3 separate regions of the Homo sapiens genome follow, and regions 2 and 3 are each linked to region 1. The links are chromatin loops, found by intact Hi-C in ENCODE. Cell type or tissue: endothelial cell of umbilical vein. All regions are shown on one strand.

Region 1 (2,500 bases):
TTTAGTTCTTCTTCCTTTTAATACCTGACACTAAGTCTGGAAGACAGCAGCTAATAAATAAATGCTAGCTGAATGAATGATGAAAAAATGAATAACCCTGAGTCAACCATCGTATCTTTAAGAAATTATTATAATAGTAACAACAAGGAGATGACTAATATAATTTTACTAAGTTTAGAAAGCCTTGGAAGGTTAAACTTCATGAGAGCAGTAGTCCTACCAAGTGTTTTATTATATTAGCAATTATCTTTTACATTCTAGTAAAATCCAGGCCTTTATTCATATTTTTCTCTGTGAAAGGTACAATCAATCAATTATGAAGGTGAAATTATGTTGATGCTGAGGCAGTATGGGGAACCCTAAATAGTTGGAGTACTCAAGTCACAGAAAATCATGAAAATGAAGCTCAAGTGATGGATTAGTGAAGACGATAAGTCCCTCAAATTTGAGTTGCAGCGATAAGGGAATTGAGGGGGAAAAAAAAGCTAAGTAGAAACTCACTTGAAAAATGCACTTAAGTCTTCATGATAAAATTTCAAACTTCTTTTATTACTATTCATTTTTATCTAAAAAATCATGTTAGCATTTAGTCCCAAATTTCCAAGCCTTGTGTTCGTCTTTCTCTGCGATGTTATCAGCTGGAAGGGAAAGCTGGCCGTGAAACTGTTATGTTAAGCACTTTTCCACAAGAACTTATTGCTTTAATAAGTAGGGAAAATGCTCTTAAAGAAAAAGAAATGTCATTCAAGATTCATTAGAGGGAAAAAAATAAAAAAGAAACCCATGTGATCCTCCATCGAATTCAGACTTCCTTACCATGGAATACTGAACATACATACCCTGAGGTCTTAACAAAGAGTAGGAGTAAACAGTTACTCATCACTAGAAAGAGAATTGTATATTCTCCGGGACAATGCACTAAGACAAGAGTACATAGACCAGTGTGTACACCAGGCAGTTATTGCCATGTCCCTGTAGACTGGGGATTCCAAGATAAACAATGCCTCACACAGGTAAGCACTCAATAAATATTTTTTGAAAGGATAGATGAACATTAGAAAGCAGTTTAATGCTCTTTAATAACTATAATCCCCCCTTGTAGATCAAACTCTCATCTTATATGAGCTTATGGCAGAAGCCACAATTACTTTTGCACCAACCTAATACATAGAATTAATTTATATCTATAAGAATTCACATATCAGCATAATCTACTGCCTTAGAACCTCATGCCTCTTTAGGAGTTGTTTTATTGCCATTGTCTTACGGTTTTTACCACTTTTGAAACCAATATGTATTAATAACAATAAAGTCACTTTATGACCTCAATGAAAAGATGTGGATTTTTTTTTTCTGACAAGGTGTTTTTTTCCTAATTAACCTTATTTTTAGAACTTGTTTTAAACACATGTGACTAGACATAATCAGCCTATGGTTAAAAATATAATACTATGATGAGTCATGTGGGTAGCAATGAAAGGGAAAAGAGATGACTCACTTTCCCAGCAGTGAGCATTCCTCTTGTCTTCCTGGTTTCTGGCCACCTCCCTCCACTGCCCCATAAAAACCCTGCCTTAGCTAAAGCTAGGCAATTTTTCTCACCTTCCCTCCGAACCTTGTGCTTAGACTACGAAGTTTGGACACTTTGGCATGAGGCTATTTTAAAGTCTGAATCCGATGTGGTAGGAAAAGCAGGTATAGAAACGGACCCCCTACATCCAGATTACATCTGCGAATGAAACCCAATAATGTTCTCAAGTTCAAAGCAATCGCCCACTCACCCGATGGTCTCTTTGGATGATTGAAAATGGCTTAAGCAAGTACATATGGGCTTAAAGAGCCACTCAAAATAACTGAAAAGCAGGTTGTCCACAGAGAAGCCATGTCACTTCGTTGACAAATAAGCGTGGGCTGAGCTGGCAAGGGGCTTCCCGGGGGCTCCTCACCCGCAGGGGGAGAGGAAACGTCGGGTGAGTGTGGGAATAATAAGTGAGCGCGGCGTCCTCTCTGGTTCTACTATTCTATAAATGTTATATTTGTTAGGCGAGCTCCCTCCCTGACCACCCCCCAAGCAGTTCATAGACAATAAAACACCAGGAATCCCTGAAGAGTGGTAAAATGCTGACATGATTTAAGAAGGAAGACTCTGATAAGAAGATAAAAACCTAATAAACAGAGTCTAGAGAACCTTGGTTCGTCTCAGCCGCTTGCCAGTGTAAGCAAAACCCTCCCAAGGAAAACAAAAGGAGCCTTAATGGTAAGGACATTCCACTCGCAGACCATCTGAAGGAGAAAGTTGAGGCCGTGACCTCTGCAGACTGCAGTTATGAGAGCTCGGACAAAAAAATATTTGATTTGGTTCAAGAAGCAAAATCAGTCACTGGATTTTTTAATATCTTTTTTCTTCAATAAAAAAATAATGTATTTTATGTGTGCTTGAGAGAGAGTTGTGTATACATGGTAAATATTTCTCCCACCCATGTAGTTTTTCTGTTTAGCT
Region 2 (2,500 bases), 300 kb after region 1:
CATAGTTTCAACTTTCATGCACTTTAGTCACCTGTTTTTTTTTTTTTTTTTAAGGCAGATTTTGACTCCAAAAGTCCAGGATGGGGCCTGAGGTTCTGCATGTCTAACAATTTCCCAGCTGATGCCAAAGCTGCTGATCAGAGTCTACACCTTAAGAAGTAAGGACTGTCAGAGAGCAGTGAGCTGAAGTGCCAGGGTAGAGACTTGGGATAAGGGGCCAAAAGGACTGGCTTCTGTCAAAGTTAAAACTTGGCGCCCCTAGGGAAATTCCTTCAGTGGATTGTGGAGCCATTTGCAAAACAAGGGCTAGTGTAGTCCTCTGGTTGGCTTTTTCACCAGCAGGCTTGAGGTTCTCTACCCATACACAGCTCTCCTGAAGTCCACCGCTGTTTTGTTTGGACAGGCTGGTCTCAAGTCTGAGCTTGCACACAAAGAGCTTATCACCAACACTGGCCTTTCTCTGGCAGCTGTTTTCCTTCCGAGTCCCAGGGCTCTAGTCTGAGGGCAGGAAAAAGGCTTGCTGGAGAAAGAAGGGGTGCTATCAGCAAGCTGTGGTAGATGCCTGGCTTCAAGACCTTGCGGGGGAGTACCTCTCCCACACATACCTCCTTACACACACCCCAAAGATCAGCTTCTCCACTATGTCCTTGCCCTAGAATAAGTATGAAATAAGCAGTTTGATAAATCTATCGGTTTTGTCCATAAAAGCTGGCGAAGAAGCAGAGACTAAATTACTTCCTATAATAAAACAAGGAATTTCTATAAATTACAAGGACTGAATGTCAAGTCCTACAGAAAAACCTGCTCATGGGCATATGTGTCCGTGATGGAACAACACATATCCCACCAGCATGAGGTCAGGCATATGAAATCAGTATGAGGTATATGAGTGCCACATCTAGGAGAACTGATAAAAATCAGAGTCGTTGTCAGCTGTGTAAATTGAGAGGAAAAGGCGCCTTCAGCGACTTCCTTTGGGGAAGGCTTGTTTTGTGCTGGTGAACTGCTCCCCCTGGTGGATCAGAAATCGTCATGGTCGGGATTCCATTCTGAAGGGAGCAAACATGCTCTGGAGAAAACTGGGCAGTTGCAGGTATAGAGATATCCTCCCAAAAAAAGCTAATTTCTGAGCCCCCAGAAATACATTGAATACCTTCTGGGACCCTAACTGAGTCTTAGTGTGGCCATGATGTGAATTGCAAAGTTTGTCTTCCCACATTATTGGAGTTGTCTTGTGTATTCTCATTATTATGGTTGTTTCAAAATTGTGGCTGTATATTGATTTGAGAGATACGGAAAAGTCTTAAGTCCTGTATTTTATTTTATTTCCACTTTAAAAGCAATTCTGGATATTTACAAGGGGAAAAAGACCAACAGCGAGGAGAACATTTTTCTGTGAAATCATTTGTTTCCCTTACTGTCTACTTTTAACTGCTCTCTCTGAGGTGGTCATGTCGATTGTGATTAATTTATGCCTGGGCCTCTTGTTCTACTTCCCTCAACCTAAAAATAAGTTTTGTGATTTTCTCAGGATGAAATTTCTACTTTCATTATTTATGTCAGTGCCAATAGAGATAGTTTATGTTGTTGTTTTCATTAAAGAGATTTTTTGTATGCCCTGCCATGCACAAAGAGGAGATTTTGCAGGTCAGGCAGAGATGAAAATCTCTGACAACACTCTTACTCTTTCGAACATTCTGCAATGAGGATTGCAGCTTCAGTCCAAACAGTGTATAAGCTAAATAAGGAAGTGTTTTAAATATTTATTTAACAAGACATATTTTAAATAACCTACATATGTAAATAGAGTTCTTAGCCTGTACATTATTGCCAGGTCGATTCTCATGTTCTGATATATAATTAATTACTGGTTTATTCCTCTGTAAACCGAAGCAGGGAATAATTCCGTGATGCCAGGTCACTGATGTCAGCAAAATGTAATACCCTTTGTCAGTGGGATCTGTGCAGGAGAAATTGAGACTGTAAAATCTGTGATGGTGGGTGCCAAAAGGTGTCCAAAAAACAAGTTCCTATCTCCATTTTAGTTGTTTTCTCCTGATGTGTAGACTTTTTCTCTATGTTACCTAAGTGGGATTAGAATGCACATTTTTTATGTTAATGCAAACTCAGAATGCCTATGCAGTCTAAACTATGCATTTTATAAGTCACCTAAAGTGTCATCTAAAGTAAATGCATATCATGACCATTTTAAGCAGCACTATTATATTTAGAAACAATAACAACACAAATATCAATCATTTTGGTAATTCTTGATCATTGAAAAAATGAATTTTTAAATGTTTAAGCAAAATCCACAAGTCATTTTTAACTTTTTGAGAGAAAAATATGGCGATATGTATGTATATATATATAATTTTGTTTTCACTTAAATGAGCACCTGTCTTTCAAATTACTCTACTAAAAACTTCTAAAGGGCAAAAATTCTGAACATCAAATTTGTCAAGGGTATAGATAGCCCTAGGAAAGAAAAAAGCAGGCA
Region 3 (2,500 bases), 230 kb after region 1:
CCCTGGCGAAATGATTTGTGAAACATCAGTCCGAAATTATTCGGGGGTTCTTCGCCCTCCACTTTCCCATAGCGCGTTTTCCTTTCTCCCACAGAGATATAATAGAAACTAATCTTCAAAATCCAAACATTCCAAGCCCCATCCTTTTGTGCAGGCATCTCGCTGTCTGCGCTGGGCACGGAGCGGCGCGCGCGCGCCCGTCTTTCCCTCGGCGGCCCCCGCGGCTCGGACCCGGGCCGGCAGACAGGCCATCCATCATCCGCCCTCCTCCCGCGGAGCGCCGCAGCCGCCGCGGCCAATCCGGCGGCAGGTGGGGCCGCACCTGCGCGACAGCCCGCCGCTTCCCTCCGCTCCCTTCGCCGCGCCTCGCGTGCTAGCGGTGCCCTTGTGAGCCACTGCGTTCTCCAAGGCCAGAACGGGACAGGTACGCTCGGGTGACAGGGACCGTACGTGCGCTGAGCCCGCGGCTGGCAGCCAGGGGGGCGGCTGGAACGTGGGAGGACACGCTGTCCCTTAATACACACGCGTGCTTTGGATGGGTGTGTCATCTATTTGTGGACATACGGGCCCTCACTGGGTTTAGCCTCTTAAAAAGTTGAAGAATTAAGATGCTTACCTTTGGAAGGGAAGTGTAACTGAGAACACGTTTTAGTGATAGAATGTGTTGCCTCTGGTCTGTTTCTTGGGTGAACCCATGGTGCAGTTTCCAAGCCACGTCTGAATTCCGCATGCCCCCTACATACTTCAGGCAGTATTCCCCTAAGGCCTAAGTGAGAAATACTGACTCAATACTAAAGATTAAATAGTATCCATAGGATACAAAAATTACCCCAAACAAAAACCTAACCTAGACCTCAAGGACCATGAAAAGACTGTAACAACTTAAAGAAAAAATAGGACCTCAAACTACAGAGAAGCTTTCATTTTCCAAATAGGCAAATTATTTGTAGTGCAATCCGCTTGTTTTTGTGGGGGCTAAAGCGGGTGTAGAGTTGCTTGGCTATTCTGTGGAGGCAGCTAGATAAGTCCTGCTAACATGTTATGGATTTTGTAAGCGGGCTCAATAACTCCCTTTGGTTTAAAAGGTCCAAAACATGTATTTTATCATGTAATTTGAGAACAAATGAGAACAAGCAGAATGCCTGCCTCCCCCGATATGTTCCAGGAGTGTGTCTATGTAGATGTCAATTACGTAAGTGCAAGGCCTTGGAAAACAACAGCCCTGCAGGTGGCTTCAAGGCTTCAAGATTTTTCAGAAAAGCATATTTCTTTTATTTTCTTTAAGAAAAATACAAAATAAAAATAACAGCAACCACAGCCGCAAGCATTACCCTCCAACCTCCTGCCCCTGTCTTGCTTCTGAGTCATAAATCATGAAAAAGAGAGAGACAATGACTCCAGTTTTCCTGCCTTTAACAACTGGAACTGCTAATGCCAAAAAGGAAGAGAAATAAACAGGCGAGCTGTATTTCTGCAGAAGAAGGAGAGGTGCCCTTGGGAAACCGGAGGTTCCTCATCTCTAAGGACCTCCCTTCCCTAAAAAGGGTCTCTCCCTTTAAAGTTAGTGGTTCTCAAACCTGTCTTCATGTGAGATTCACATAGGCTTTTGTTTTTTGTTTTAAGAAATACAAATGCCAAAATTAATACTCTGGTTTGATTGGTCTGGGGTGTGGTGGAGGCAGAAGCACTTTGGGGTTAGACATAGGTATTTTGGGAAAACCTTTCCAATCCTTGGCATGTGCAGCCATCCAGCTGTGCATTCCAATCCTGTTCTGTTTCATGGGCTACATGAGATATTATTTGATTCTATTTCATGAGATATATGAACGGGATTCCTGGGATAGTATTCTGTTCTGTTTCACAGGATATACTTATGCCCCCATCCCACAGTTGTCTCCCCTCTCCACTCAAGCATATGCACAGAACCCACATTGGGTAAACAAGATCTCTCTTTTTGTTTCTTTTCCACTACTCAGTTCTATTAGCATTTTAGTGTATTCATTCTGGTTGTTAAAATGTATCACTCCTCATTTTAACACCTCGATAGCAGTTTGGGATTTTTGTTATTTGCTGTTGGTGCATTTATATTTACATATTATTTTTTAAAATACTGAGTTTCGGGAATTGGAGAGCAAGTGATAGACTTGCTGTGACATTTTGAAGTCTAAAATGTTTTTATCAGAACCTGGAAGCCCAGCATGTTGGAGAAGCTCCCCCTTCAGAGCGTGGCCTTTGTTCATCCCCTTCAGGCCCACCTGAGCCACTGAGGATCGCCCGCAGAAGGCTGGCTGCACATTTTGTATGAGCAGAACATTCTTCCTGTTCACCAAAGTGGAACTGAAGTTTCTCTTTCCCTTGGATTTTCTCACTCTCCATGGCCAGCAGCGCCACATTTCTGGATTATGTTGTACGCTTTACCTTGAGAGATAGATGATCTGGTCTTTGATTAGACACCCTGACCTTTTACGAGTGTTGATCATTGATCATGATCTAGGCTGGA

What was found. Peaks named below come from ENCODE experiments on the same cell type or tissue, not always from the same donor. Only the 100,000 strongest peaks of a DNase experiment are listed, where the experiment ranks them.
Region 2: it touches region 1 in a loop (6-fold over the local background); 9 of 110 quality-filtered maps call a loop at or near these places.
Region 3: it touches region 1 in a loop (7-fold over the local background); 2 of 110 quality-filtered maps call a loop at or near these places.

What each region holds. Positions count from the first base shown.
Region 1 is chr15:95,556,732-95,559,231 of GRCh38, reverse strand. No RefSeq gene overlaps it. Among named protein-coding and RNA genes, the nearest start is that of LINC00924, 120 kb to the right of the region's middle. RefSeq lists an enhancer at 1,338-1,632. In endothelial cell of umbilical vein, no CTCF peak of the experiment used is centred here; DNase peaks (open chromatin) are centred at 841, 1,491 and 2,151; H3K27ac peaks cover 2,363 bases.
Region 2 is chr15:95,258,129-95,260,628 of GRCh38, reverse strand. No RefSeq gene overlaps it. Among named protein-coding and RNA genes, the nearest start is that of LETR1, 68 kb to the left of the region's middle. In endothelial cell of umbilical vein, a CTCF peak has its summit at 1,012 (motif pointing left); DNase peaks (open chromatin) are centred at 468 and 868; H3K27ac peaks cover 1,585 bases.
Region 3 is chr15:95,324,754-95,327,253 of GRCh38, reverse strand. LETR1 (lymphatic endothelial transcriptional regulator lncRNA 1) reads left to right here and starts at 154. Exons shown (of 4, transcript NR_034095.1): 1 at 154-424. In endothelial cell of umbilical vein, no CTCF peak of the experiment used is centred here; DNase peaks (open chromatin) are centred at 333, 673, 1,213 and 2,203; H3K4me3 peaks cover 1,953 bases; H3K27ac peaks cover 2,500 bases.